7 separate regions of the Homo sapiens genome follow, and all the other regions are linked to region 4. The links are chromatin contacts, found by Hi-C in ENCODE. All regions are on one chromosome and are shown on one strand. The core of a region is the stretch at or near the end of the contact, and the rest is flanking DNA. Distances in the headings are between cores, read along the strand shown. Region 1 holds the start of ZNF416 (zinc finger protein 416). Region 2 holds the start of ZNF548 (zinc finger protein 548). Region 3 holds the start of ZNF549 (zinc finger protein 549). Region 4 holds the start of ZNF613 (zinc finger protein 613). Region 5 holds the start of ZNF304 (zinc finger protein 304). Region 6 holds the start of ZNF329 (zinc finger protein 329). Region 7 holds the start of ZNF606 (zinc finger protein 606).

What was found. A loop is a pair of places that touch in the nucleus more often than their neighbours do. Pooled maps may share reads with other maps.
Region 1: a loop to region 4 is called in a pooled map, with 10 times the contacts of the local background. The contact joins the promoter of ZNF416 here to the promoter of ZNF613 in region 4. A Hi-C loop is called at or near these places in 4 of 50 pooled maps.
Region 2: a loop to region 4 is called in a pooled map, with 13 times the contacts of the local background. The contact joins the promoter of ZNF548 here to the promoter of ZNF613 in region 4. A Hi-C loop is called at or near these places in 2 of 50 pooled maps.
Region 3: a loop to region 4 is called in a pooled map, with 11 times the contacts of the local background. The contact joins the promoter of ZNF549 here to the promoter of ZNF613 in region 4. A Hi-C loop is called at or near these places in 2 of 50 pooled maps.
Region 5: a loop to region 4 is called in a pooled map, with 8 times the contacts of the local background. The contact joins the promoter of ZNF304 here to the promoter of ZNF613 in region 4. A Hi-C loop is called at or near these places in 6 of 50 pooled maps.
Region 6: a loop to region 4 is called in a pooled map, with 6 times the contacts of the local background. The contact joins the promoter of ZNF329 here to the promoter of ZNF613 in region 4. A Hi-C loop is called at or near these places in 2 of 50 pooled maps.
Region 7: a loop to region 4 is called in a pooled map, with 6 times the contacts of the local background. The contact joins the promoter of ZNF606 here to the promoter of ZNF613 in region 4. A Hi-C loop is called at or near these places in 2 of 50 pooled maps.

What each region holds. Positions count from the first base shown.
Region 1 is chr19:57,576,519-57,580,415 of GRCh38, forward strand. It overlaps ZNF416 (zinc finger protein 416), which reads right to left and starts at 2,393. Exons shown (of 4, transcript NM_017879.3): 1 at 2,154-2,393; 2 at 1,539-1,580. The coding sequence starts at 2,186. RefSeq lists a silencer at 2,083-2,302.
Region 2 is chr19:57,387,604-57,391,248 of GRCh38, forward strand. It overlaps ZNF548 (zinc finger protein 548), which reads left to right and starts at 2,251. Exons shown (of 4, transcript NM_001172773.2): 1 at 2,251-2,511. The coding sequence starts at 2,497. RefSeq lists enhancers at 1,809-1,888, 2,029-2,508.
Region 3 is chr19:57,525,266-57,528,804 of GRCh38, forward strand. ZNF549 (zinc finger protein 549) reads left to right here and starts at 2,091. Exons shown (of 4, transcript NM_001199295.2): 1 at 2,091-2,341. The coding sequence starts at 2,309.
Region 4 is chr19:51,925,975-51,929,663 of GRCh38, forward strand. ZNF613 (zinc finger protein 613) reads left to right here and starts at 1,498. Exons shown (of 6, transcript NM_001031721.4): 1 at 1,498-1,566. RefSeq lists enhancers at 518-1,281, 1,137-1,436.
Region 5 is chr19:57,348,799-57,352,865 of GRCh38, forward strand. It overlaps ZNF304 (zinc finger protein 304), which reads left to right and starts at 2,473. Exons shown (of 3, transcript NM_020657.4): 1 at 2,473-2,899. The coding sequence starts at 2,867. RefSeq lists enhancers at 1,649-2,508, 2,466-2,555, 2,509-3,367, 2,706-2,775.
Region 6 is chr19:58,148,803-58,152,850 of GRCh38, forward strand. ZNF329 (zinc finger protein 329) reads right to left here and starts at 1,987. Exons shown (of 4, transcript NM_024620.4): 1 at 1,950-1,987. RefSeq lists an enhancer at 2,064-2,123.
Region 7 is chr19:58,000,942-58,004,885 of GRCh38, forward strand. ZNF606 (zinc finger protein 606) reads right to left here and starts at 1,879. Exons shown (of 7, transcript NM_001348022.3): 1 at 1,455-1,879; 2 at 348-429. The coding sequence starts at 378. It overlaps ZNF606-AS1 (ZNF606 antisense RNA 1), which reads left to right and starts at 1,953. Exons shown (of 4, transcript NR_036508.1): 1 at 1,953-2,105; 2 at 2,270-2,395; 3 at 3,442-3,759. RefSeq lists an enhancer at 1,811-2,230.

The DNA.
Region 1 (3,897 bases), core at 1,143-3,642, 5.7 Mb after region 4:
AGAGACCCTGCTCTGAAGGCCTCCCTGCCTGACTCTGTCCCTTTCTACATCCTCAGTCACCCAGAAATACCTGGGGATCTGACACCGATGGCCCTCTTGCACTAGCGCTGCACTTGATGTCCTCTCTTAAGTCACAGCCTTCCTCTCCTGCTAACCCTCATTCAAAGTCTGCCCCAGGGGACCCCCACACCTCAGGCCCAATAACTCCCAGATGACCACCTGTGCCCCTCAACTTATCCACCTCCCTGAAATTCCTGACACCTCAAGGGTTGCCACAAAACCCTGGTAGATATATCCAGAGTGCTGAGTAAGCACTAGTTCTGGTCTCAGTGTCATCTTGTCTCAATTACTTCCAAGCATTGATCTCATGCCCACTCTTCTCCTAGATCCTTGGCCACTTGCCAGATCATCCTTGCTCTCACACCCTACCATAGCCACCTCTCTCCCATACCTGTCTTTGTGATTCCCACCATGACCAACCATGTCCCCAAGCAGGAGAGCCAGTAGTGACCCCCAACCTTCCTTCCCTGGGCTGGTAATAGCATTACCAAAGTGATCACGATTCCACCTCCTAATTGTGTCCCAAGCTATACCCCTAGGCAAGTAGTGGCCACCACCTTTTAAATGTCTCTATCCTGAATCCCTCAACACAGTTCTAGTCCTGTAGGATAAACTATCCACTTCATGTCTAAACTAACTGTTCTTTGAAACATCTCAGACTCTAAAAGATGTCCCATTGGGCCATGTTCAGATGATTTTTATTAAAAAATTTTAAAAATAAAGATGGTCCATATCAAAATTTCTGATTATCTCTAGAGATAACTGACTCTACTACCAACTTTACAATCCTCGCTAGTGGAGCTTCCATATTTCCAGCTGCTAAACCCAAACACCTTGCTTTTACCCCTAAATCCTACTTTTCTATCTCAAAATCCAGGCTTCCCTACTTAAAAAAACTGATCTAAAATCCAACTACCACCTCCACAGCCACCACACAAGTCCAGCCACCAGTAACACTCACCTGGACTACTGCAGCAGCCTTCTTCACTATCTTCCTATCTCATACCTCACACTCAGCCTGTTCTCTCAGCTTGGCCACACACAGGGAACCTGATGAGACCTGGATCAGATCACATACCTCCTCTGCCCCCAAACTGTCATTGCTCATCACACACTCCAGAAGAAACACCCGACAACTGACAGCCATTTTTTGTCTGATTCCTGCATCCCAGCTTTCAGTTCCCATGAGAAAGAAAACAGCTGTAGTTTCCTAAACCAGCTCAGCCTGACCTTCAAGCACTTGCTCATCTGGTATCTAAGCCTGAGACAACGTTCCACACCTTACTTTACTGGTTCCCAGCAATAGGAACCATTCTATACCAGCTTCCAGCCTGGATGTATGACCCTGGGACTGATGTTTGTTCAGGATTCCTAGAACCAAGGACCCAAAGAGTGCCAAGAGAAGAGTCCCAGAACACAATCTCAGAGACAAACACTGGGGTCAGCATCAGTGAGGGCCCGAAACACTCTCCACTCACCTGTGTAAAGCCCATAAGTTTAGCTTCTGCAGTCACGGGAACCTGCGGGAAGAGGAAGGCTATGAGAGGCAGGTAACTATGGTGGAAGCTCCATGGGCTGATGCCTCCTTGTTTCCCTGCGCAGCCCTGGAGCCAGGTGACTTGGTGATGACTAAATTATTATTGCTCCTCAGTTCCGTGTGACTCTTACCTGCTGTGGGACCTTGCACAAGGACTCAACTTCCCTGTGCCTCGGTGTTATCCCCCTTCCAGGCTGTTCCAACTCTGAGTAACTTTAGAAAAAATTTGAAAAGTCTAACTCAGACCATGTGCCTCGTCTGTTCACAACCACCCATGGCTCTCAGCGTCTTGAAAAGAAAGAGCCTCATTTTACCATTCGGGCGTGAACGTTACTGGCTCAATCGTCCCAGCAAGATTCACAGAAACCGGCCCCTCCGCCTGCCACACCCTCCACAGCCCACGACACCAGGCTTGTAAATGGGAGCCCCACCCGCGAGGGCCTCATAGTCCTGGACTCTAGGGTCGGGCTGCAGGGACGCAAGCAGGCGCCCCTCATGCAGGGTGTTGGATTTCCGGCGGAGAGGGCAGGTGAGGCCCGGGAGACGCAGCACTCACCGAAGTCGAATCCCTAAGCACGGCCGCCGCCATCGGATTGTGAGCGGAGCGGGGCCGGGAGCGGCGGGCGACCCGGGGCGGGAACCCAGGCACGGCTGCCACCAGCGCCAGCGACCCACCGGCTGATGCGCAGCGGGGCGACCCCCGCTCTGTGCCGGAGGCAGCGTTTCTAACTCAGGCGGCGTGGGCCGAGGTAGAGAACCACCAAAATTACCATCTCGGAGCGGTGCCGGAAGTCCCGCCTTACCGTATGCAACAAACGGAGACAGGTCCGTTCCTGAACGTTGATTGGCTCCGCGTCTTTGCAGCTTGGCGCTCGGCATTATGGGTAATGTAGTTCTCAGAAGCCCAGGGTTCCGGTGCCCTCCCTGAGATTCACCCGGAACAAGGGCTAAGCGGCCCGCGGAGGGCGCTAGGAAAAGGCGCGACACCAAGAGCGAGACAGGGACTTGCTGCTCCTTAAAGGGGCCGCTGGCCGATTTCCGCAGTCCCATACCCACTGAAGGGAGTGTCTGGGTTAAGATAAGAGGTTGTAGAGACCAAGGTTCTTATTAAGCAGATGAAGCTTTCACGCAGCAGGCTTCAGAGGGAATAGATTGTAAATGTTTCCTATCAGACTTTGAAAGGTGCCAGACTCTTAATTCTTTCCTGGACCATGAAAATAAAAAAACCCTGGAGAGGAAAGGGGATTCTCAGCAAAATGCAGATTCCACAAGACACACCTTTGCAGGGCCTCTTCAAAATATGTCAAATAAATAAAGTTTAGAGTAAAATACTTCAATTCCTTTCAGGGCCTGCTATCTGTCATGTAATGCTATACTACAATCAGGCTGGAATTCACTGTCTTATTGCTACAAGAAGTCTTAAAATCTCTGTTTTAATGTTAATGCTGGTCAGTTGTGCCTGAATTCCAAGGGGAGGAGGGCAAGTCTGACCCTCACTTCCCATCACGTCCTGAACTAGTTTTTCAGATTAACTTTGGAATGCCCTTGGCCAAGAGGAAGGATGCATTCAGATGGTTGGGGGGCTGGGAATTTTATTTTTGGTTTACACTTCTCATGCCTCTTGGAATCTCTGAACCACATACAACGGCCATTTGTTGAGTAAAAGCTTCCAATGCAGGAAACTGTCTCTTTCAGCCTCATGCTATACACCATTAAAACAGTAATTACTGGCAATAAGACTGGGCTTTCTTAAACATACAGGATCTCACAGACCATAAGCCTATGATCCTTCATACCAGCTGCCCATAATACTTTTGGTTTTGGAAGCAGCACCCCATAACCTCAGCATGGCTACCAAGGCCTCCTTAAGACAGGGTAGAATGAATAAGATCTAGTATTTGATAGCACAGTAGAGAGACTACAGTCAACAGTAATTTATTGTACATTAAAAACAACTAAAAGAGTATTATAACTAGAATGTTTGTAACACAAAGAAATGATAAATGCTTGTGTACCCTGATATGATTATTACACATTGTATGCCTGTATCACAATATCTCACGTATCCCATAAATATACATACATACTATGTACTCATAAAACTAAAAATTTTAAAAGACAGATAAATGGCAAGCAGGTAGATGAAAACATGCTTAACATCATTGATCACTATAAAAATGCAAATCAAAACTACAATGAGATATCATCTCACTCTAGTTAAAATGACTTTTATGCAAAAGACAGGGAATAATGAATGCTGGCCAGGACAGAGAGGAAAGGGAAACTTCATACGCTGTTGG
Region 2 (3,645 bases), core at 1,001-3,500, 5.5 Mb after region 4:
GGCACTGAACACCACACAGGCCACAAGAAACCTTATTACATACAGAGACTGGAAAGCAGAAAGAGAAAACAGAGTAACTGGAAGTATGTCTTTATAACTAAAGTGGCAGAGAATGATGAGGTAGAGATACCGTCGATGGGCAGGAAGGAAAAACACATTTTAGTGTTTGTGGTTGGGGGGTTTTATATGAGTTTCATGCACTTGAGTAAGTGGCTTGCAAGAAAAAAAGTAAACAACTTTGGTTCTATTAGTTTGACCCTGTGATTAATGAATATCAAACAGACAAATACAGAATCTAAGAAAACATAGAACAGTCCTGTATACACATAGCAGCTGGGAAACCTATTCCCAGTGTGTCCCATGCACCTATCATTGATCTGAAACCCAATACATATGTGCTCATTGAACATTTACTAGAGAAGTAAATACACATTATCACACAGCTTCTCTATTCATTTTTATCTGTGGCAAGTCTTTCAGTTTATCATCTGTACTTACCCCTCTAAGCAGTTAATGAGCAATGTTTTCAAGTGTGTAAAAAAATTACATTTTGGAAACAAAAGCATAGTGTGTCCAAGTGTCCAGCAGAGCCACAGGTTCAACTTCATTCTCTGACTTCTCAGAATTTGCTGTCTCTCACTCAAACATTGAGATCTTATCTTTTTCTCACATTACAGATCGATTTCTCTAGGGCTTCTGGTTTTTTTTCTTTTGGAATAACCTACATAATTACTAATAGATTTCGGTAATTTTTTTATTTCACAAGTGTTTTTCACATTTCGACTCCCTGTGCAAATACAGTTGTAAACACAGGTGAAATTTTAAATCACTTCTGAGGAAGAAGATAACATCATGGAATTCCACACCTTTTTTGAGGATAAGATGTGCATATGCTTCAACTATGAAAACGGTAGACAATGTTGTCCAGAAATGGCATGTATCAGCTGCTCTTGAGAAATAAAAATAAAATTCTAAGCACCCCCTAACTGACTGAATGGATGCCCTCTTGACCATGAGAACCCTAGAATAACTTTGGAAGCTGAATTCACCACTATAGAGGAACGGGAAATCAGACACACCTCATTATATCCCCTACCACACTACAATCATTAGGTTTTCTTCCCTAAGGGCTAAATAGAAATCAACCTTTTCAGAAGACTACTAGCTTATCTTCCAAGGTACAGAACAGAGAGAAGATGAGATTATTCATTCCTTCATCCTTCTCTGAGACATCTTCTTTATTCCCTTTTCCCCTCACGTGTTTACTCTATCTTATGTAAAATGTAGATTTACTGGGCACTAACTAAAGTTTCACATGTCTGTAATCATTTGTCTCACTGCCAACCCCTCTTCCTTTTTAAGGAAAATGTATAATAAATACTAAACCTCCTAAGAACCTCTTTGGAAAAACCAGCCACAGATGCTTCTGTGACTTACATTTTTCTGGATGTGCCCTTAGGCTGGTCCAGTAATCCTCCATGATTTGTGACTTATGCCTCAATCACTCATTTTGGTCGTCACTCTCATTTTCAGATAGGATTGTGATTCTTAAAATAAATGGAAAATATCTCAGATATGAAGTAGTAAGTATTATTAGAATAAAAGCGTTGCACCCTTCGTAGGAACACAATCGCTGACTCTACAGTCAGGTAAGATGTATTCTCTTTGATCCAGAGGCATAGCTTCACCCTTTCAACCTACTTCAGCGTCTCCTGTCATCCTTCCTACAAATTCCAGTCCATAGCCCTAACTGCGTAGTCTTTCTTTCTTCTTCTGGACCAAACATATTGAAGCTTACTAAACAGACGCCAAAGCGTAACTGTATGTGTATTTGAAAAGCAATAATATGGCTGGCAGGCATGAGTAGAGGCAGACTGCCTTTATGGTATGGGGTGTCTCTTTGGACCTGTAGTTATTGGGAATTAGCTGTGCTTAATAGAGTCTTAAGTAATAAGTTGCTAACATTTCTGTAAATATCCTATACTACAATCCAAAAAAATACCGTATGTTGCCTTTAAGAGCAAGCCAAGCCCCCTCCTGTCTTTGGAGTCGGGGACTCCGTTTCCCAGCTCCCCTGACAGTGCCACTGGGCCTTTATCTGCCATATAAGGACTGATCAACGCTCTAAGACAAGTCCGGAAGCGGTGTCGAAACTTCATAACCCAGAAGACACTGCAGCTCTCGGCGGCACGACTTACCCAATAAAGGCTTAGAAGGGGACGTTTGCGTGCGTGCGCACCGTCGGAGGGCGGGACTTCCGCCGTCCTCCTGGTGGTGGTCGTTTTGGTTCTGTGTGGTGTTTCACCAACTTCGGCCTATGGCTCTGTCTGACGTCACCGAAGTGACGGAACGGAAAAGCGCGAGAAGCGGCTCGGTTCCCACCACGGAGAGGCGGGAGTGAGTCAACTGACAAGCGCTGGGGACAGTGGCGTCCTTGTCTTGCCTTTGTCGCTCCCGCCCCGCTCTTCCCTGGCTGGGCTGGCGGAGGCCTTGCTGATGAACCTGACTGAGGTGGGTGTCCCGTCCCAGGCTCCCCCGCCCGACCGGTCCTCCCAGTGCTGAAGCCCCCTGAAGGGGCCCTGCAGGTCAGGCCCCTTGTCCCGAAGAGAGGGGCGTTCCTGTGTGGGGTCCCCGTATCAGCCGATTTGATGCAGCCTCAGAGCTCCCGTTAGGGACCTCAGGTTCAGAGCATGGAGGCGCTGCCGAGTGGGCTGTGTTGGGGCGTCAGGGGTGTGTGTTGTTTCTGCGGGAAAGAGAGGGTTTTGTGAATTCTCGCTTGGAATGGCAACCTGAGCAGCCAGTAACCATGGAAGGTTGTCAAGGGAGGGACAGTTGGAGGGGGCAGGTCCAGAGTTCGAAGTTTCAAGTTAGGAAAACCAGGTTAGGAATGGACACAGGGAGACGCGAAAAGGCCCTGAGGCCACTGCAGTAGACCCAGGAGAATTATGGTTGGGGCTGGACCAGTGACAGTAGAGGGAGATGTGATGAGATTCTTCATAGGCCTGAAAGATAGGGCCCGTAGGTTTTCCTGGTGCTTCAGTTATGTCTGAACAAAGGCAGTGAAGAACCGTTTCAAGTGTTTGTTTTGTTTTTTGTTTTCTGTTTGAACGTTTGGAAGAATGGAGTTGGGGAAGTCAGCATAAAGAGCAGATTTCCGGGAGAAGATCACAGGTTGGATTTTGGACATGGTGATTCTCAAATGTCTCAAGATGGATATGTCACACAGACAGGTGGACATAAAGGTGTGGAGTCTGAGGAAGGGGATTGGGTTGGCGATACCAGACGGATGGAGGGCTTGGACTGGGCCAGAGAATGGTCTGAGGATCAGATTGAGTAGGTCGGTCTCGGGTTTTTTTTGTTTGTTTGTTTGCATAAATTTAAGGAGTCAAGTGCAGTTTTGTTATATGGATATATTTGCATAGTGGTCAAGTCTGGGCTTTTAATGTATCCATCGCCTGAATAATGTACATTGTATCCATTAAGTAATTTTTCATCACTCATCTTCGTCTCATCCTTCTACCTGTTTGGAGTCTCCAATGTTTGTCATTCCACACTCTTTGTCCATGTGTACACATTATTCAGCTTCCACTTGTAAGTGAGAACATTTGGTATTTGACTTTCTGTTTCTGAGTTGTTTCATTTAAT
Region 3 (3,539 bases), core at 841-3,340, 5.6 Mb after region 4:
TTTGGGAGGCTGAGGTGGGCCGATCACCTGAGGTCGGGAGTTCGAGACCAGCCTGACCAGCATGGAGAAATCCCGTCTCTACTAAAAATACAAAATTAGCTGGGCGTGGTGGCACATGCCTGTAATCCCAGCTACTAGGGAGGCTGAGGCAGGAGAATCGCTTGAACCTGGGAGGTGGAGGTTGCAGTGAGCCGAGATCGTGCCATTGCACTCCAGCCTGGGCAACAAGGGCGAAACTCCATCTCAAAAAAAAAAAATAATAAAAAAATAAAAGGATCAGAAATAAATAATAGTGGAGACAAACGATTGTGATGCCCTACCTTGTTTTAACCTGATTGTCTCTCTCAGCTGAGAGAGCCAAACAGACTCCATTTTTGTTTCTTCACTTGCAGCCCCCTTATCCCCCTCCCTTAAGGACATAACTAGTGCAAGCTGACTCCAAGCACATCCAGGAATGCACTTACTGATAGACACTGAGGCACGCTGTACCAGCAGCTCCTAGGAACGCACTCAGTTAATGGTACCCAAAGCCCCTGCGTTTATCACTTTGTGATAATTAAGCCCCTGCACCTGGAACTGTTTATTTTCCTGTAAATGTTTGTGTAACCATTTATCTTTTAACTTTTTGCCTGTTCTGCTTCTGTAAAAATTGCTTCAGCTAAACTCCCCCTCCCCTATTTAGATCAAGGTATAAAAAGAAATCTAGCCCCTTCTTCGGGGCCAAGAATTTTGAGCTCTAGCTGTCTCTCGGTCGCTGGCAATAAAAGGACTCCAGAATTAGTCTCAGAGTGTGGCATTTCTCTATAACTCGCTCGGTTACAACACTATAGCCAAAGATTACATTCATAAAGATATTTTTACAATATAGGTGTCTTATTTAATATGACTCCAATCTAAATGGTAATTTTTCTAACCTTTCTTAAGTAATTATAAAATGTCAAAATTATAAACAATTAAAAACTAAAGAGAAATGAAGACAATGGATAGCAACAAAAGCTAATTGCTAAATATGGGGGAAAAAAGCCAGGCATGGTGGCTCATGCTTGTAATCCCAGCACTTTAAGGCAGGCGAATCACTTGAGGCCGGTTCTAGACCAGCCTGGCCAACATGGTGAAACCCTGTCTCTACTAAAAATACAAAAATTATCCGGGGGTGGTGGCGCATGCCTGTAGTCCCGGCTACTCGGGAGGCTGAGGCAGGAGAATCGCTTGAACCTGGGAGGTGGAGGTTACAGTGAGCAGAGATTGCACCACTGTACTCCAGTCTGGGCGACAGAGTGAGACTCTGTCAAAAAAAAAAAAGGAAAAAAAGAAAAGAAAAAGAAGATATAATGTTTCTGCAATCTCATTTCAGTTCCACTTATGATAATAGATACATTATGTAATTTAAGTCACTAACACTTGAGGGCAAAAAAACAGAATAAACACAAACGTGTGGGATAAGGGGATGCTGACCCCACTGTTAGTGATCACCTTGGTTGGAGACCCAGGTTTTATCATACAGATGAAGCCTGCAGGTAGCAAGTTTCAGAGAAATAGATTGTAAATGTTTCTTATCAGACTTAAGGTCTATGCTGATGTTATTGCTGTAGGGGTAGAATGAGGCATGTCCAACCCCTTCTTCCATAATGGCCTGAACTAGATTTTCAGGTTAACTCTATAATGCTGAGAGGAGGGGGTCCATTCAGATAGTTGGGAGGCCTTTGAATTTTATTTTTGGTTATAGTTTCTACATTAAAAAAAAGAAAAAAATTAAGGGTCGCGTCAATTCTCAATTGTCAACATTTTTAATGTATTGTATGCAATATATGTCAACTTTTGTGTTGAGAAATGAAGATCAAATCGTATTCTTTTATCCTGTGTATGTAATAGGCTTTGCTGACCCTAGTTTGATGGGTTTTTTCCTTTGTCCTCTCTTTCTTGGATTGAGTCCTCACAGCGCGGCGGACTGCGGCGTGGTAGGAACTACACCACCCAGAATACTGTGCGCCGAGCGTGCCGGGGCCTTAGACCAATCATTGCCCAGGAAAGGGGCACCTCCGTAAGTGCGCAATACGCCAGAATCTTCCGGCGTCTTTCCGGTGGTGGTCGTTTTTGCTGCCTGCGAGCGCGTCCGCGGGCTGGGCGTTTCCGGCTCGCTGGGTCCGGGCCAGGTAACTGGAGCCGGAAACCGGTGGAGGTGGTGTCCGCCCGCAGAGGAGCTTGCCTGGTCTCGGTCTGAGCGTCGCCCAGCGATTTGCCACCGCACGCACGCCGGATCCCGGGCTTTACCGCCCGCCTTTCCAGGCCCCGCCCCGCCTAAAGTCCCATGGCCGAGGCAGCGCTAGTGATTACGCCGCAGGTGAGAGCGGAGTCCTCGGATCCTCACCTGGGTCCTGAGGCCCCGGACTGGGGTCACCTGCGTGGGTCTCTGCAGTTCAGGCCTCTTCTCCAGGACAGCGAGGAGTTCTGGGTGGGGTCCTCAGAGCTGACGGGCGGTGAGGTGAAGAAGGGAGAGCGTTGCGTACCGTGGGGGCTGCACGCGCAGAGCCTGGGAGGTGCGCCGGGGTCGCGAGCATTCGGAAACTTGGGGGCGGACCTGTGTCTGCAGGGAGCAGAGAGAATGAGGAGAAGAAGGCACGGCTGCCATGGCAGCCTGAGCAACCGGGGTTTTTAATTCTGAGTCTTTGGGAGCCATGGAGGGTTGTGAACTAAAGGAGAACACGATCTGAGTGAGGGTCTGAAAAAATATTTCAAAGGCAATGAGTGGAGAAAACAGACTGTTACGGAGTGATGGGGGTGGACGCAGGGATACTGGTGAGGAGACTGCTGTAGTAGGCTCCAGGAGGATTATGGTGGATTCTGGACCAGACGGGTTGCTGAAGGGACCTAAGTAATAAGAATCTTGGTAGATCTTAAAGGTAAAGCCAGCAGGATTTTCTGCTCCATCATTTGTGCCTATGAGCAAAAGTGGGAGTGAAGTATGATCCCAAGTTTTTCTTTTACCTGAACATCTGGAAGAGTTGACAAAGAAATCTGGTGAGGGAGCAGGTTTCAGGGAAATAGTAGGAGTTGAATTTTGGACGTGGTGTTTCTAAATTGCCACAGAGTGAAGTTGTTACATGGGCAGTTGGAATCATAAGTAGAAAATTCATGGGAGGGGACTGACTCAGTGATGTGTAAATGGAGACAGGCTGGGGCGTAGACTCAAGCCAAGCCTTAAATTTAGACGGGAAATCTTAAGGTTTTACTTTGAGATGAAGAGAGGGAGGGCTGAGGCTGGAGGCTGGGAAAGTGTGGGTCGGCCTTGGCGAAGCTGCCTGCAGATAGGAGGGCCATGGGGTTCCGGGGGTACTTCCAAAGGGAATGTGTAAGGAATACACACTGCATAGGATGGATTTGAGGGTGGGACACTGTGTAGAGTCACCATTCAGAAGACTTGGCGAACTGTTCACTCTATGTGGAGCCAGAGAAAGGTCAGCCAGACTAGCAGAGAAGCCCAAGCCCAGCAAGAGCAGCTCTCCCAGGAAAATACAAGTTTAGACTGTATAGATTTAACA
Region 4 (3,689 bases), core at 248-2,747:
GCAATTTGCTTATACATTCATGTACTGATGGACACTTGGACTGTTTCCTGTTCAGGGTATTATGCATAAAGGTGCTAAGAACATTCTTGTGAGTCTTTGTGAGGACATATCATTTCATTACTGTTGTATAAGTATCTAGGAGTGGAATTCCTGAGTCATAAGATTCTTGCTTTTATTTTGCAATTCTCCTAAGGAGTCATATAGTTCTGTAAAGCTTTTCACTCTTCACAGATTTGATATTTTAAGTAACACGGTATGTTTCTGAAATGGAGTTTGCATTTTGGGGCATTTTCTATAGATGTATCATGAAGGACACGTGAAAACTCTGTTATAAATATAAACACTCCACTGCATGCAGGAATTTCCTTCTCATTCTTCCAATGGAATTGTCTTAATTTAGGTTGGATCAGAATTAGAATTTACGTTATGATGACTATGTAAATAATATTTATAGGTCAGTCAGGTAGTATCCTATGATTACTTTTCTTGCACAACTTTTTTTTTTCTTTTTTCTTTTTTTCCTCATGAAGGGGTTGCCAAGGCTGTGTAGTGCAGTGGCTATTGATAGGTGCGATCATAGCTCACTGCAGCCTGGAACTCCTGGGCTCAAGCGATCTTCCTGCCTTGGTCTCCCCAGTAGCTGGGACTACACGTGTGCGCCATCGCGCCCGGGCTTGCACAACTTTTCATTCTCCCAGAGTCGCCTTATTTATTCCTTCCAGAATTTTAGGCACTTGGTTCTCCGAAAGCCCCGACGTTAAGATTGACTCCACCTACAGCAGAGGGAAGGCCCTTCTTCTCTCTTAAGGAAAATTCCCGCCTCCCGCATTGGATTCCTTTTCCGGTTGGCTGGTGGCTGCTCTCTTTACCTGCACTGGGCGGTGACCGTGTCCCTCAAATGTAAATGAGGTTCCAGGGGTCGCTGTTTTTTCACTTTCCGTTGACGGGGTGAACAATATCCTCGTACCTCGATTGCCTCTCCACACCCTTTTGGTCCTCAAAAATCTTCCTCTTGTCCTCCACATGTAGCTAGATGCGTTTTCGCGGTATATGACTCAGGGTGCGATTGCTCTTTTTCCTCTGTGGAGAAAGCGTTTTCACTTGTACGGACACCTAAGTGTTAAGATGGCCGCGCCCATTGTGTCATTCCCGTCATTCTTTGTGCAAAGCGGATGACTTTTCTCCCCAGCCCGCTAAGGTGCACGTAGCCATACCATGTTTGTCTTGGCTAAGCTCGACCCTCTGAAAATAAATGAAACTTGGGCGCAGGATTTAGGTGCCAAAATATGGAGTTCTTCACCGTCCCGCGCTATCCCTGAATACTTGGGCAGAAAAGGTCCACTTTACCTTCCGTACGTGCAGGATTCAAAGATGGCTGCCTCCAGTATCCGTGACGAGAGGACGCGAACTTACTACCTCCCAGTCGTCCGTGCTCCGTACACCTGCAACTTCAGACCTTCCTCGGCCGCCGTAGGCCGGCTTGGAGGCTGGGGGAGGGCCCAGAAGTGGAATAATTCAGGAAAGTGCAGGTTCTGGGAAGTCTCGGTGGGTTCCCCGCAAAATCAGGTCTGTGTGTGGGTCTGTCTGTCAGGATGAGGGGAGGAGGGTGTCTGTGGGCGTCCGTTTAGTGCGGAGCCGTGGAGTTTGTGGGGGAAGCGGGAGCAAGTGGGAGTCGGGGTATTGGGGTTGGGGCGTCTCCGGAGTCAGCCCTGAGGGATCCCAGTGGTCGGTGGTCAGAGTCTGTCCAGAGCAACACTTGGAAGTCCGTGATCAGGGTTTGGTGCCTTTGCGGGTCACTCTGTAGGGCTCGGTGATTGAGGACTGGAGTGAGGAGTGGTTTTTGTCAAGGAAAACTGTGTCTGCTTCGGATTCGGGGTTTTATTTTTTATTTTTGAGACAGGGTCTCGCTCTGTCACACAGGCTTGAGTGCAGTGGCGCAATCGTGGCTCACTGCAGCCTCCATCTCCCGGGGCTCAGGTGATTTTCCCACCTCAGCTTTCCCGAGTAGCTGGGACTACAGGTGAGCGCCACCACGCTATCTATCTATCTATCTATCTATCTAATCTGTCTAATCTAATCTATCTATCTATCTATCTATCTATCTAATTTATCTATCTAATCTATCTGTTTATTGCAGAGACGGGGGTCTCACTATGTTGCCCAGGCTGGTCTCCAACTCCTGGCCTCAAACGATCCTCTCACCTTGGCCTCCCAAAGTGCTGGGATTACGGGCGTGAGCCTTCGCTCCAGGCTGTAATCAGGATTTAATATGCGACTCAGTGAGGAGGAGCCCGGGTTCATGTGAACCTAGGTGTGTGGTCCAGGTTTTTGGATTAATCTAAGGGGGTGTGACCATGTTAGGGAGGTCTAGATGTGACAGTCGTGGAGAAGCTTGTGAAGGCTGAAGCCTTGGCAGCCAGGGCATCCTGATTGGTGTGTGTGTTCAGGTCCAACGGTACATTCCCTCTCAGTCCCTTTTAAGTTTCTCTGCAAGGACTGGTTTACAAATCTCATTTGACTTCTCACATCTCTCCTTTCTCTCATCCTGGTAAATAGGAAAGCTTTGGGGAAGATCAAAGATTAATCAAATCTAAAATGGTAAGGTGGCCTGGCGCGGTGGCTCACGCCTATATTCCCAGCATTTGGGAGGCCAAAGTGGGCGAATTGCTCGAGCCTAGAAGTTGGAGATCAGCCTGAACAACATAGCCTGTCTCTCCAAAAAATACAAATATTAACTGGGTGTGGTAACACACGCCTGTAGTCTCAGCTACTCGGGAGGCTGAGGTGGGACGATCACGTGACCCCGGGAGTTCTAGGCTGCAGTGAACTATGATTGAGCACTGCACTCCAGCCTGGGCAACAGAGTGAGACCCTGCCTCAAAAAAAAAAAAAAAAGAAAAGAAAAGGAGAAAAGAAAAAGGAAAAAACAAAACGAAGAAAATGATAAGGTTTCTATTAAAGATTTTCGTTCTTCTTCCTCAGGTTTACTGTGTGAATGTGTGTATACACACACGTAAATATTTTCTTTCAGGTTCTGACACAAGTAAAACATCTCTCTTATCCCAAAATGTGTTCCCCAGTAATGACTTTTGATAAGATTTTTGTATATTTCAATTTCAGTTTTCTATGCTTGATTTTCACAATGCAGATAAGCTGCTGAAACATTGGTATAATTTGCCGTATTTAATTTTACATTATGAACGTTCTTATAGTAAACATATCATCCATGTTTTTGTTTAAAAATTTTTTTTTAAGATTTCTGTAATAGTATACCATCAAGAGGCAAAACTGCACCACTGTGACTTGAATCACTAAGTGTATGGATATATTTAGATAGAATTTTAAGACTTAAAAAGTTCACTTATCACTTTTAAGAATGGGTTACAATTCTATGTTTACCCAAACATGTTTCTCCCTGACCCTCATCAGCACCTTAGTTTTTAATTTTTTTGCAATTGTAAATGGTGTGTTTTTAATTTTGACCTTTCTGTTCTCTTCTAATTTACTCTTACATAGAAGAGCAATTAGTTTAGAAAATATTTACATTGTTTTTGGTCACCTTACTGAACAAACTTCCCTGTTCTCCAGGTTACAAAAACTTTCAAACATATAACATGATTTAAAGAACTTTACAATTGAATACCTGTTTGCCTACCATCTGGATTTTATCATCATTTTATTGTGTTTCT
Region 5 (4,067 bases), core at 1,223-3,722, 5.4 Mb after region 4:
TGAGTTTATATACTATTGAGGATATGCATGGTAATTCCACCATTCTGTTTCCAGAAGTATTAATATTTTATTTTATTTTTTATTTTAATTTTTATTTATTTATTTATTTTGAGATGCAGTCTCACTCTGTTGCCTAGGCTGGAGTGCAGTGGCACAGTCTTGGCTCACTGCAACCTCCGCTTCCCGGGTTCAAGTGATTCTCCTGCCTCAGCCTTCTGAGTAGCTGGGATTACAGGCGCCCACCACCACGCCTGGCTAATTTTTGTATTTTTAGTAGAAACAGGGTTTCACCATGTTGGACAGGCTGGTCTCGAACTCCTGAGCTCGTGATCCGCCTGCCTTGGCCTCCCAAAGTGCTGAGATTACAGGCGTGAGCCACCGCGCCCAACAGTATTAATATTTTATACAGATAATGAGTGGTCTCATTAATCCATAGATGCACTCCTCTCTCAGATCCTCATTTCTTCTATCATCACAGACCATCACCTGGGATCACTTTCCTTCAACCTTAAGAAGGATCTTAAAAGTGTTATTTTATGCCAGTTATTTTTATCCATTAAATTTCTCATTTTGGGCTTCAAATAGTCTTATTTCAGTTTTTCTTAGCCAGTGCATTTGTCGTGCATAGAAATCTGCTGGCAGTTATATCTGTAACTGACTCCGTATGTTATTCCATGTGTTCCTGACACCTAAATTTATATTGGCTTTGAGTGGAGACAGATAATTTATATTATACATATATATAATTATGTATGTGTGTATATAAACTACATGTGTATATATATATAAATGCTGTGTGTATGTGTGTATATATATTTTTTCTCAAAGATATGAATTATTTCTATGTCATCTCATAAAATAAACCAGGTTATAAAATTTTAACTACAGTGACTCTTAAGTGGACAGTGGAGTTAAAAATTATGAAGAGCAATTAGTCTTGATAGTTCTGTGTTTTGAATCATACAGCCTATAAGAATGTGTCTTCTGGACGATAGACCTACCTGTAGTTTATGAAACCCTCTTGCATGTGATTTTTTTCAATTAAATGAGTCTATTGATATATTGGTGTGCTTTTGTGCAAAAATTATAACCATTAGGGGCTCCCACCTGTAATCCCAGCACTTTGGAAGACTGAGGCAGTTGGATCACCTGAGGTCAGGAGTTCGAGACCAGCCTGACCAACACGGAGAAACCCCATCTCTACTAAAAATACAAAATTAGCCGGGCATGGTGGCGGATGCTTGTAATCCCAGCTACTCGGGAGGCCGAGGCAGGAGAATCGCTTGAACCTGGGAGGGAGAGGTTGCAGTGAGCTGAGATCGTGCCATTGCACTTAAGCCTGGGCAACAAGAGTGAAACTCTGTCTCAAAAAAAAATTATAACTATTATCTATGATGCTATTTGATGAGTGAGGGAATAATTGTACTTTTTTCTTTTTTTTTCAAAATCACACTGATCCTGAAAAGGTGGATCTTTGATTTATCTTCCTAAAGCAGTGTATGTGAGAACCTTGTGTTGAGGAAGACTGATAACAGCTTGTATGTATTTAGCACGATGTGCCAGGCCTGGTGTTAAGTACTTTTTACCTCACTTCCCATATTCCTAATGAGGTTGGTTGTAGTGTTTTTCATCTTACTGATTTTTTTTTGTTTGTTTTTGTTTTGTTTTGTTTTTGGCTAATGACTTTAAAAGACCTCCAGTTCTTGAACTTCAGCTAGGGTCCCATCCCCAGAGTTTATCAGAAGGTATAGGTTGGGTCCAAGAATTCACAGGTTTTTTAAGTTCATAGTGAAGCTGATGCTGTAAAACTACATATCAAATTGGGAAGCAATGAATTAGAAGAGGCTCATGTTTTCGTCATGTTACATGTAAGTTCCTCCTTCACTTTTCGCCATGAATAAAAGTTCCCTGTGGCCTCACCAGAAGCAGATACGGGCACCATGCTTCCTGTACAGCCAGCAGAAAGGTAGCTAATTACATCTCTTTTCTTTATATGTTAGAAAAATTAGAAGGACATTCAATGTTTTACAAAAAGGCCCACAAACGAAATACAGACAACGTTCAATTTATTAATACGTTTCAATCCCCAAATCTGAGAGAGGTGAAGCAGGTTTCCCAGGGCCTCAGAAGCAGGATTGAAGAATGGGTCCCTTGCTGGCGACTTCAGTGGCGTGGCATTGTCCCAGGTGGCCATGGAAATCAGGGTGCATACCCTTTAAAAGCAGCTGTGGCCTCCGAGATATCGTTTTCCCAGTCTTTTCTCCCCCTCCCTGCACGACGCCTCTTGGCAGACATCCGGGAGAACCCGAAAGGCGCTCGTTGCCTGGTTGGATGCAGGGTACAAACTACGTTACCCAGAAATCTGTGCCCAGCTCATTGTTAGCCGGCGTGCAGCCAATGACAGCCCAGAAACTGGGCGTTTCCTGCTGCTCTGGGCTGCAGGGGCGAGACTTCTGGCGTCGCCGTCGTGACGTATTTTTCCTATGCCCGGTCCGTGCATTCTGGTTGTGAAGGCTGAGTTCTAGAGATCGGGTCGGCTTTCTACGCGGCTCTCGTGGAACCTAGCAAAGAAAGACAGTGAAGACTGCAGGACCTTCCTTCGCGCTTTTGTTACAATCCATGACCCCTGTCGTGGGACGGGCGGCCTCTCGCGGAGGTGTCTGCCGGGGCTGGGCTCTTACCGAGGCCTCCACACACGTCCTCTTGTCCTTGTCTCCCCCAGAAGCAGCCGCCTTAGTCTTGTGAGCGTTTTTACACCGGGTAGATTGAGACTTGGAGTGCTACACTCAGCCCGAGGGCGTCCAGCGCGGTGGAGGCGTGGGGTTTCGGCTGAGCCCACAGGGCACAGACTGTTCATCCGCTTCTCATGGCAGCGGCGGTGCTGATGGACCGGGTTCAGGTGAGTGGGGGCATCCCTCAAGCGCACCCCGGCCTGGTTGGTGTGTCCTGGGATGTTCGCTCTCATCGCGCACTTCAGGGTGCTCACTCCGTCGCATTATGTGGAGGGGTTCCGCTCCCCTCATCAGTGGCATAAGGTGTGGAACGGACTCGAAGGCGCAGGGGCAGTTCGTACAAATGCATGCATGGAGAGGAGAATGAGTTTGGGGAGTTCCGGGAACTCTCTGTGCCTGGTGAGAACAGGGACTAGGGGGTCAGAGGTAGGCCTGGAATGGCCGCCCGAGGAGCTGGTCCTCTCTTCTGAGGGTGCTGGGAGTCATGCAAGGTTTGGTACAGAGAAGGGAGGTCCTCTGACGCAGTTCTTAAAAGGCTCCCTCTGGCTGCAGAGTGGGTAGACTAGGGATTATAGGGTAGACGGGGAGATCAAGATGAAGTCTACTGAAATAGTCCAGGTGAGCGTTGATGGTCTGGGCCAGAGTGGTGGCAGCAGAGGTTAGAGAATGTATGGGTTTTGGGTTTTGTATGTATTTTATAAGGAAGGCTGACCAGATTCTCTGATGAGACATAGTGATGATATCCTGGGATTCTTCACATGACTGTCTTCACTTGAGACAGGGGGCAGTGAATGGAGGTCATTTCTAGTTTAGTGTCCTGAATCCAGGCCATGAGTTGTATGGAGTTATGTGGAGAAGTCCCCACCTGGCGACCAATGGGATGAGTACTGCAAAAGTATATCAGACCTAGGAACAGGTACGCTCAAATGCTTGTAGGATTGAGTTTGGAGCGCTCAGGGAATCTCAGGTCTTAATTACCTTTGTTGGAAACAGGTATCAGAGGAAGGAGTTAGGCAGGAATGGCTGGCCGAGGTGTCTTGAGTGTGGTAAAAGTCGTGGGAGATTTGGAGCAGAGGAGGGAGATGATCTGACTCAGATTTTAACATGCTCTCTCTGGCTTTCAGGTTGAGAACAGACTGTGAGCATGAGGGAGCAGCTACTGCAGTAGTGTTGATGGTGTCTGGTCTAGAGGTGTGGCTGTGGAGGTGAGAGAAGTTGGTAAATTTTCTGTTTTTTAAAGTAGGGTGATTGGATTTTTTGATGCGAAAGGTGAAAGAGAGGAGAGTCGTGGATGACCCTAAGGTTGGTTTGTTTTTGCTGTAGCTGGTAAAATTA
Region 6 (4,048 bases), core at 737-3,236, 6.2 Mb after region 4:
AACTAAGTGTATGTAAATATATGTCTGTATCACACCTGCCTCTGCAACACCTGCTGTGTGTACAAGTGTGTGTAAAATATAAAAAGAAAACCCTATGTCAGAGGCGTTTGAACCAAAGCAAACCTCCATCTTAAATGGGGACTGGGTAAAATAAGGCTGAAACCTACTGGGCTGCATTTCCAGACAGTTAAGGCATTCTAGGTCATAGGATAACACAGGAGATTTGCACAAGATACAGGTCATAAAGACCTTGTTGATAAAACAGCTTGCAGTAAAGGTGGCTAAAACCCACCAAAACCAAGATGGCAACGAGAGTGACCTCTGGTCCTGCTCCCACTAGCACCATGACAGTTTACAAATGTCATGGAAACATCAGGAAGTTACCCTATATGGCCTAAAAATGGTAGGCATGAATAATCCACCCCTTGTTTAGCATATAATCAAGAAATAACCATAAAAATGGGCGACCAGCAGTTCTTGGGGCTGCTCTATCTATGGAGTAGCCATTTTTTTATTCCTTTACTTTCTTAATAAGCTTGCTTTCACTTTACTCTATGGACTCGCCCTGAATTTTCTTTCCCAAGATATAAGAACCCTCTGTTGGGTTATAGCTCGGGACCCCCTTTCTGGTAACACCTATGCATGTGTCTCAGGCAGGGAGAAGATAAAGATAAAGCTAATGTGGCAAAAAGTGTTAATAATTTTAGAATCTGGATGGTTTTAGAAGTGTTAAACTATTCCTGCAACTTCTATGCAAATGCGGAACTTTTCAAAATGAAAAGTTGGGTGAAGAGAGAGGTAAACAAGCAGTAGAATGGAGGAAAGTCACTTGCTGTGGGAAAAAAGAAAAAACAGACAAAAACTGGGTATTCAAAACGTACTTCAACAAGCCCAAGTTCCTATAGCCAAATTTTTTAACTTGGCAAAAAATAAAGGACCTTTTCAGGCTGATGGTAATTTTAATAAAGGTTTAGGTTGCATTTGTCAAAATTCATCAATGGTACAGGGAATATCTGTGCATTTCACTGAAAGTCAATTTTGGCTCAAAAAATTTAAAAAAGCACTACTGAACTCTAATTCATGGTAAGCATAGTGAGGTGTTTGAGGGAGAAGTGTTGTGATATCTGCAACTTACTTTGAAATGTTTCCAAAAATAGGTGGATTAATGAATGGCTGAAAGGATGGACAGAAGGAAAGATAAGGGATACAGTAAGTTCAGCAGACGTTAACCGGGTCGTTCACTGCACAAGTCTTTCAGCTTCTCTATCTAAACCAACATTTTATGTCATAAAATATTGAGACTGGAAGACTGCACAAAGGAAATATGCCACTAAACCAAGGGAAAAGACAGCAAAATGGTCACTAAACACGTGCAAAAATGCGGCCCTCACTGAGAATTGCAGTAAAACATGATTTTGCAAATATCAAATGGAAAAACACACAGGTGATCTAACACCTTCGAGACTCAAGGGGAAGCGGCTCAGCCCACTGGCTCACGGCCGCCAATTCAGCCGGAGGCCGACCCAAGCCTACACTGCCCCTCACACCTGACAGAAAAGCTGCAGACTCGGGGGTTACCCCCGGAGACGGACCAGGACACCCAGCAGGCGTGGCAAAACAGTCTCTATGGGAGGGCGGGCTAGAGATGCGAGCGCGGAACTCACGGGTGACGCTAAGGAAAGAGCGGGGGCGTCCAGACCAGCCCCGGAGCGACCTCGTCCTCAGAGGAGTGACCCCAATCGCCACGGAGCGTCCCCACCCACCAGGAGAACTACGCCCCTGGCCAGACCCTCGCCCTAGCGGGCCCGACATGCCCACCACCCAGGTGAAACCCACCCGCGGACGCGCCCCTCGCCGCCCCACAAGGACCCGGCGGACCTCCACCCGCCAAGACTTCCCTCCGCAGGAAACGGAGGCAGCGCAGGGCTCAGGGATGCGTCGGCACTTACGGTTGGCGGCCGGCGGCAGCCATGTTCCGGGCGATTGCGCTTGCGCGGCTGCCGGGACAAGGATGTGCGCGTGCGCGGAGTCCCCGAGCTTCCCCCGCCCAACGCTGGGGCGGCCGCGGGTACCGGGTTATTCATTACCCTGGCGTGGACTTGCCTCGGGGCGGACGCGCAGGCATTTACTTTCTCCTATGGTCTCCTCTGATTTTTAACCCGATGCTATCATTCTTTTGTTATAGAGCCTTCCTTTTATTTACTGCATAATTTCCTAAAATATTTCTTTATCTATAATCTTTTTTTGAGATAATAATGTTAAAATTCAGAATAAGTACACTCATTATTCATTGGCAATATAATTATTTACTGGGTGCGTGGCTCACGCCTGTAATCCCAGCATTTTGGGAGGCCTAATTTGTTAAAATGACTAGATCTAAGAAATGTAAACAAAGCCAGTAACTTTCCTCTGTAGTAACAATAGCCGGTTGAAAATGAAAACTACACATTTTCATTCTTTCAGTGGTTCTCTTAAACTTTAGCATGGGGAAGCCTAAATATTTACTGACAGGGAAGAGAGAAACTGTGGTATGTGCAACGGAGCAATAGGGGGTGGTTAAAACAAACGGACTGGGCTCACCTAAGGTCAGGAGTTTGAGACCAGCCTGGCCAACATGGTGAAACCCCGTCTCCACTAAAAATACAAAAATTAGCTAGGCGTGGTGGCAGGCGCCTGTAATCCCAGCTCCTCGGGAGGCTGAGGCAAGAGAATCACTTGAACCTGGGAGGCGGAGGTTGCAGTGAGCTGAGATCGTACCATCACACTCCAGCCTGGGGGACAAGAGGGAGACTTCGTCTCAAAAAAAAAAAAAAAAAAAAGGACTAACTTATATACAAGATAGACAGTTCTCCAAAAACAGTTCGAAAAGTAAACTGTGCACTTATCCACATGATACAACTTACCTGGAAATAAAAGACACAAAATCTATATGTTATACAGAGATTGATACATAAGTAGTAAAGTAACAATAACATGGACCAGATAGATTGTCCAACCTCAAGAAAGTGGCAACTGAGGGGAAAGAGTTGGGGAGGAGACAAAGGAGACCTCAGTTACACCTGTGATGCTTGATAGGAAAAAACAAATCAAAACCTGAAAATCTGACTACATGTTAACACAGGTAAAATCTCGATGATACATGGGTGTCATCTTTATTATTTATAGATTATTCTATTACTCTCCGAACCTCTCCGCAGGTTGAAATACTTCACAATTTTGAAATGAAAATTAGAAAAAAAATTCTAAGCCATAATAGTGATTAAATTGTCACTCACAATAGTGATGGTTGGAGCAACTTGGAAATCAATTAGCAAAAGCAATAAAGGATCTTCATGAAGAAAATACAAAAACCTCATTAACAGACCTGAAGTTAAGTTCAGAACACACTGACATATTATTCCTGAATGGAAAGTATTTTTTTAATTTCTCCATGAAGGCCGTATCAGACCAGGCACAGTGGCTCATGCCTGTAATTCCAACTCTTTGGGAAGCCGGGCTGGGGGGATCACCTGAGGTCAGGAGTTCAAGATGAGCCTGGCCAACATGGTGAAACCCCATCTCTAAAAATATAAAAATTGGCTGGGCACAGTGGCTCATGCCTGCAATCCTAGTACTCGGTCTCAAAAAAAAAAAAAAAATCTTCACAAAACTACTAAACAAAAGTATAGCAATTCCAATTCAAAGACTCCCCCCGCCCCCAGCTCACAGAATAAAACAACTTAAAGATCATATGGAGAAAAGTCCAACAGTATCTGGTTAAAAGAACAGTCGGAGACCGGACGCGGTGGCTCACAACTGTAATCCCAGCACTTTGGGAGGCCGAGGCAGGTGGATCACTTGAGGTCAGGAATTCAAGACCAGCCTGGCAAACATTGTGAAACCTGTCTCTACTAAAAATACAAAAATTAGCCGGGGGTGGTGGCGGGTGCCTATAATCCTAGCTACTCCGGAGGCTGAGGCAGGAGAATTGCCTGAATCCTGGAGGCGGAGGTTGCAGTGAGCTGAGATCGTGCCACTGCACTCCAGCCTGGGTGACAGCTATACTCTC
Region 7 (3,944 bases), core at 629-3,128, 6.1 Mb after region 4:
TACCAACCAATGCTATATAAGTAAAAACAATAAAGGTAAAAATATATATGAGAGCAGTAGAGACAATATTTTATTATATGTATCACTGTTGTTTAGGAAACCCCACAAACCACCAGAAAAATCCCTTAAAACTAATGACACCTCTCAGGAGATGACTATAAAACATAAAAGTTAGTGTCTTTTATGCCAACAATTTTCCTCCTTTACCACCAATCAGTTCTAATTTTGTACCAAGATAGACAGACCCCCTTCCATCCTCAAAAGTCCTCAGCCCATCACCAGCTCTGACCCATGACTGCAGCAGCTAATGATAGGGGAGGCCCAGGAGAAACACAACTTGGACTCACCCCAGGAGGCCCACGGGTTGATGGCTGCCATCCCGAGGACTGATTGACCAGGCACCTGCCCAGGAACACAGCAAATCCCAACCTAGTGACAAAAGTGAAAAAAGACAAAACTAGTCCTTTCTCACAGAAGACCAAGTGGGAACAAAGAAGGGAATCCATCCACCGAAGCAACAAAAAAACTTGTAAGGAGCATCGTAAGAAAAGAGAATTTACATGTCAAAAAAGTAACACAATTCCTGGAGAGAAATGAAAGGTAATTTGCATAAGCTGGAAAAAAGAGCATGATCCTGAATGAGAGGGTACAAATTTGTCAGCTATTCCCAAGAGACAGCCAGTCACAACACAGATGGAACTTTTGGATTAATCTGACAATTATTGTAAAATCAACTTGCAATCCTCATATATTAGTGGTTGCCTAGAGCTGGGGGAAAAATGAAATGGGGAGTGACTGCTTAAGGGGAACAAGGGTTTCTTTGTGGGGTGATGAAATGTTCTAAAATTAGATAATGGGGATGATTGCACAACTTTATTAATATACAATAAAACCGGTGAATTGCACACTTTTAAGTGCTTAAAGTGAACATTATGTTATGCAAATTTAATCCCACCTCCAAAAAAAATTCACCTCCAAGATTTACTAAGCCTAAGCTTGTGTGTGTGTGGAGGACTTAGAGATGGGCCTGGCGCCCAGACCCCTAACTCCTCAGGTTCCAGATCTTTGTACAAGTCAGCAACCTCTCGAATGGATTCCTGGGTATGTGTATAAAGCACTAGAACACACAGTGGGCCTCAGGAGCACCGGAATCAGCGCGAAAACGCAGAATGCAAACCGTACTTTGCACCATTATTTGCAACTTGACAGTGACCGCCGCCGTCACTGCATGTTTAAGGGAACCCGGAGCTGTTTCCAACCCAGGTCTGACGTCCTTCACAGTGCTTTGTGTGAACTGGCAGGGGGAGAAACGACGGCTGGGGAACGAACGGGGTTATTCGTCCCATCAATGGCCTCAGAAGCATCCTTATCACCTGCTTCCAGAGCTCCCGACCCAAATTTCCTCCTCAAGACCGACGCGGCCGCGACGCTGCAAAAGCTCGTCCCGGCCTCACCTGGCTCGCGGCCGGCGGTCCCCCTTGAAGGCGGCGCAGCAGGATCGGGGTCTGCCCGCCTGGGGCGTTTGGCTTTTGTCCCGCGCCGAGGTCCGGCCCAGGAGTGCGCTTGGGAGCTCCCGGCGCGGCCTCGGGGACAAAGGCCCGCGGAGCCGACGTGCAGCAGAGTTCACCCAGGCCCGTCCGACCAGAAAACGAAGAACGCCCGGAGGCGGGAGGCCGGAGGCAGGCTGCTGGCTGGAGAACCGACGGCAACGACGGCGCAAAGCCGGCGCGGAAAGGGCAGGCGCAGGACCCACCCTGACGCCGCCTCTCCCAGCCGGCTCTCCTGACCCCCCAAGCCCCGCAGCTACGGCGGCCCCACAGCCTGAGCAAAGGCCTCACCTCAGCCGCGGACAATGGCGGCTGCTTCCCCGGCGTCGACCGGAGCGCGCCGCGGGGTCTGCTGGGAGCTGTAGTTCCAGGCGGGCACTTCCGGCGTCGGGCAGCGGCGCCGCCATGACAGGTTCCTGGGCCGCGCCGCCTCGCCCTGCCTGGGCGGGGTTGGGACCTTTCTGGCACCTGCGTCGAAGCCGGCGGCAGGATGGACTTTGTTGTCCCGGTCCCAGACCACCCTCCTCCACCGTCGCCTCCCACTGCAAAAAGGCCTGGGTAAGTCGCGGCCCCGCGGGCCTCGGTTTGCCCATCCGCAAAATGGCGCCTCGTGGTACCGGGTTTCCCGGGAGGAGCTCGGCGAGTTCTCAGCGCTCTCGAGGGATCCTTCCATTTGGCGTTCGCAAGATTGTGAGAAAGTGACTGCTGTTATTCTCTTTAAGATAAGGAACCTAATTCGAGCTACCCTTCTCTGTGAAGCTCGACGGCTGAGAACGTCAGGGCTCGTTCCCAAGTCTCTTTCCAGAGGCCAGGCTTTATGGGAGCATGGGTTACCAGCGACGCACCCTGTGAGTTTTCCTCTATCGATATGCATGGAGCGGTTCGGGAGCGGTGGCTCATTCCTGTAGTCCCAGCACTTCGGGAAGCTGTGGCGGGAGGATCAGTTGAGTTCAGGAGTTCGACACCACCCTGGGCAACATAGCGAGACCACATCTCTACAAAAAAAATACAAAAATTAGCCCGGTGTGATGGCGCGCGCCTGTAGTCCCCGCTACTTAGGAGGTTGCGGTGGAAGGATTGCTTGAGCCTGGGAGGTCAAGGTTGCAGTGAGCTATGATCGCACCACTGCACTTCAGCCTGGGCAACAGAGCAAGACCCGGCATTAAAACAAACAAAAACGGGCCGGGCGCGGTGGCTCACAGCTGTAATCCCAGCACTTTGGGAGGCCAAGGCAGGTGGATCGCCTGAGGTCAGGAGTTCCGAGACCAGTCTGGGCAACATGATAAAACCTCGTCTCTACTAAAAATACCAAAAATTAGCCGGGCTTGGTGGAGGGCACCTGTACCCAGCTACTTGGGAGGCTGAGGCAGGAGAATCGCTTGAACCCGGGAAGCGGAGGCTACAGTAAGCCGAGATCAAGCCATTGCACTCCAGCCTGGGCAGCAGGGCAAGACTCTGTCTCAAAAAAAGGGACTGAGGGACTGTAGGTGGTGATACCAAAGAAAGCATGGCCATTTAGGAAGCTAGACTTGAGTGAGCAGTGGGCAAGAGAGATTTTGAAGATATTTCCACTAGTAATGGAGGATCATTTTAAAAAGCTGGCCTGTGGGTTGGGCTTTTGTTGTTGGGTGGTGTTGGCACTCACTGTGGGTGGGCAAAGGGGAGTAGCCCTTTCAGAGGGAGAGGAAAAGTTCAAGTAGGACAGGCTGAATTCAAGGGAGAGGAAAATTTCAAGTAGGACAGGCTGAATTCGAGGGAGAGGACCATGAGAGAGGTAAGGTGGAAGGGGCAAGGTGTTGGGACAGGCCCCAGCTGGCAGGAAGGTGAACCCAGTCAGAGTGGGCACTGAGAGGAAAGCAATCTATGGATGGTACAGCCACAATTTCCATCTCAGGATCAAGCAGAGAAAGAGAGGCTGGAGAAGGAAGAGTGACAGAAGTAAGAAGAGAGTGTCTCTCCACTTCCACTCCAGCCCCCTACAGCTCATCCTCCAGCAGGCAGCCAAGGGCACTTTTAGGATCTCACATCAGGTCCTTGCCTCACATTCTGCACTGGCTTCCCAAGTAATTAAAGTAAAATCCAAATTCCAGCTCACAGCTTAGAAAACTCAGCAGGACTGGCCTCTGTCCTATCCCACACCCCACCTCAGTCCCTCAAGCTCATCTCCTGTCATTCCTGCCCATTTCTGGACCCCAGCCACTCCTCAAACAGGGTAAGTCCATTCCTGCTTCAGGGCCTTTGTACGTATTGTTTCCTCTTCCTGGAATCTTCTTCCTTGTACAGCCCCAGGGTTTTCTTTTTTTCATCCAGATCACAGCACAGATGTCACATCCTGGTAACAGCCAGCTGTGACTCATCTCCCTAATTCTCAATTGTATTACTCTCTTTTTATTTTCT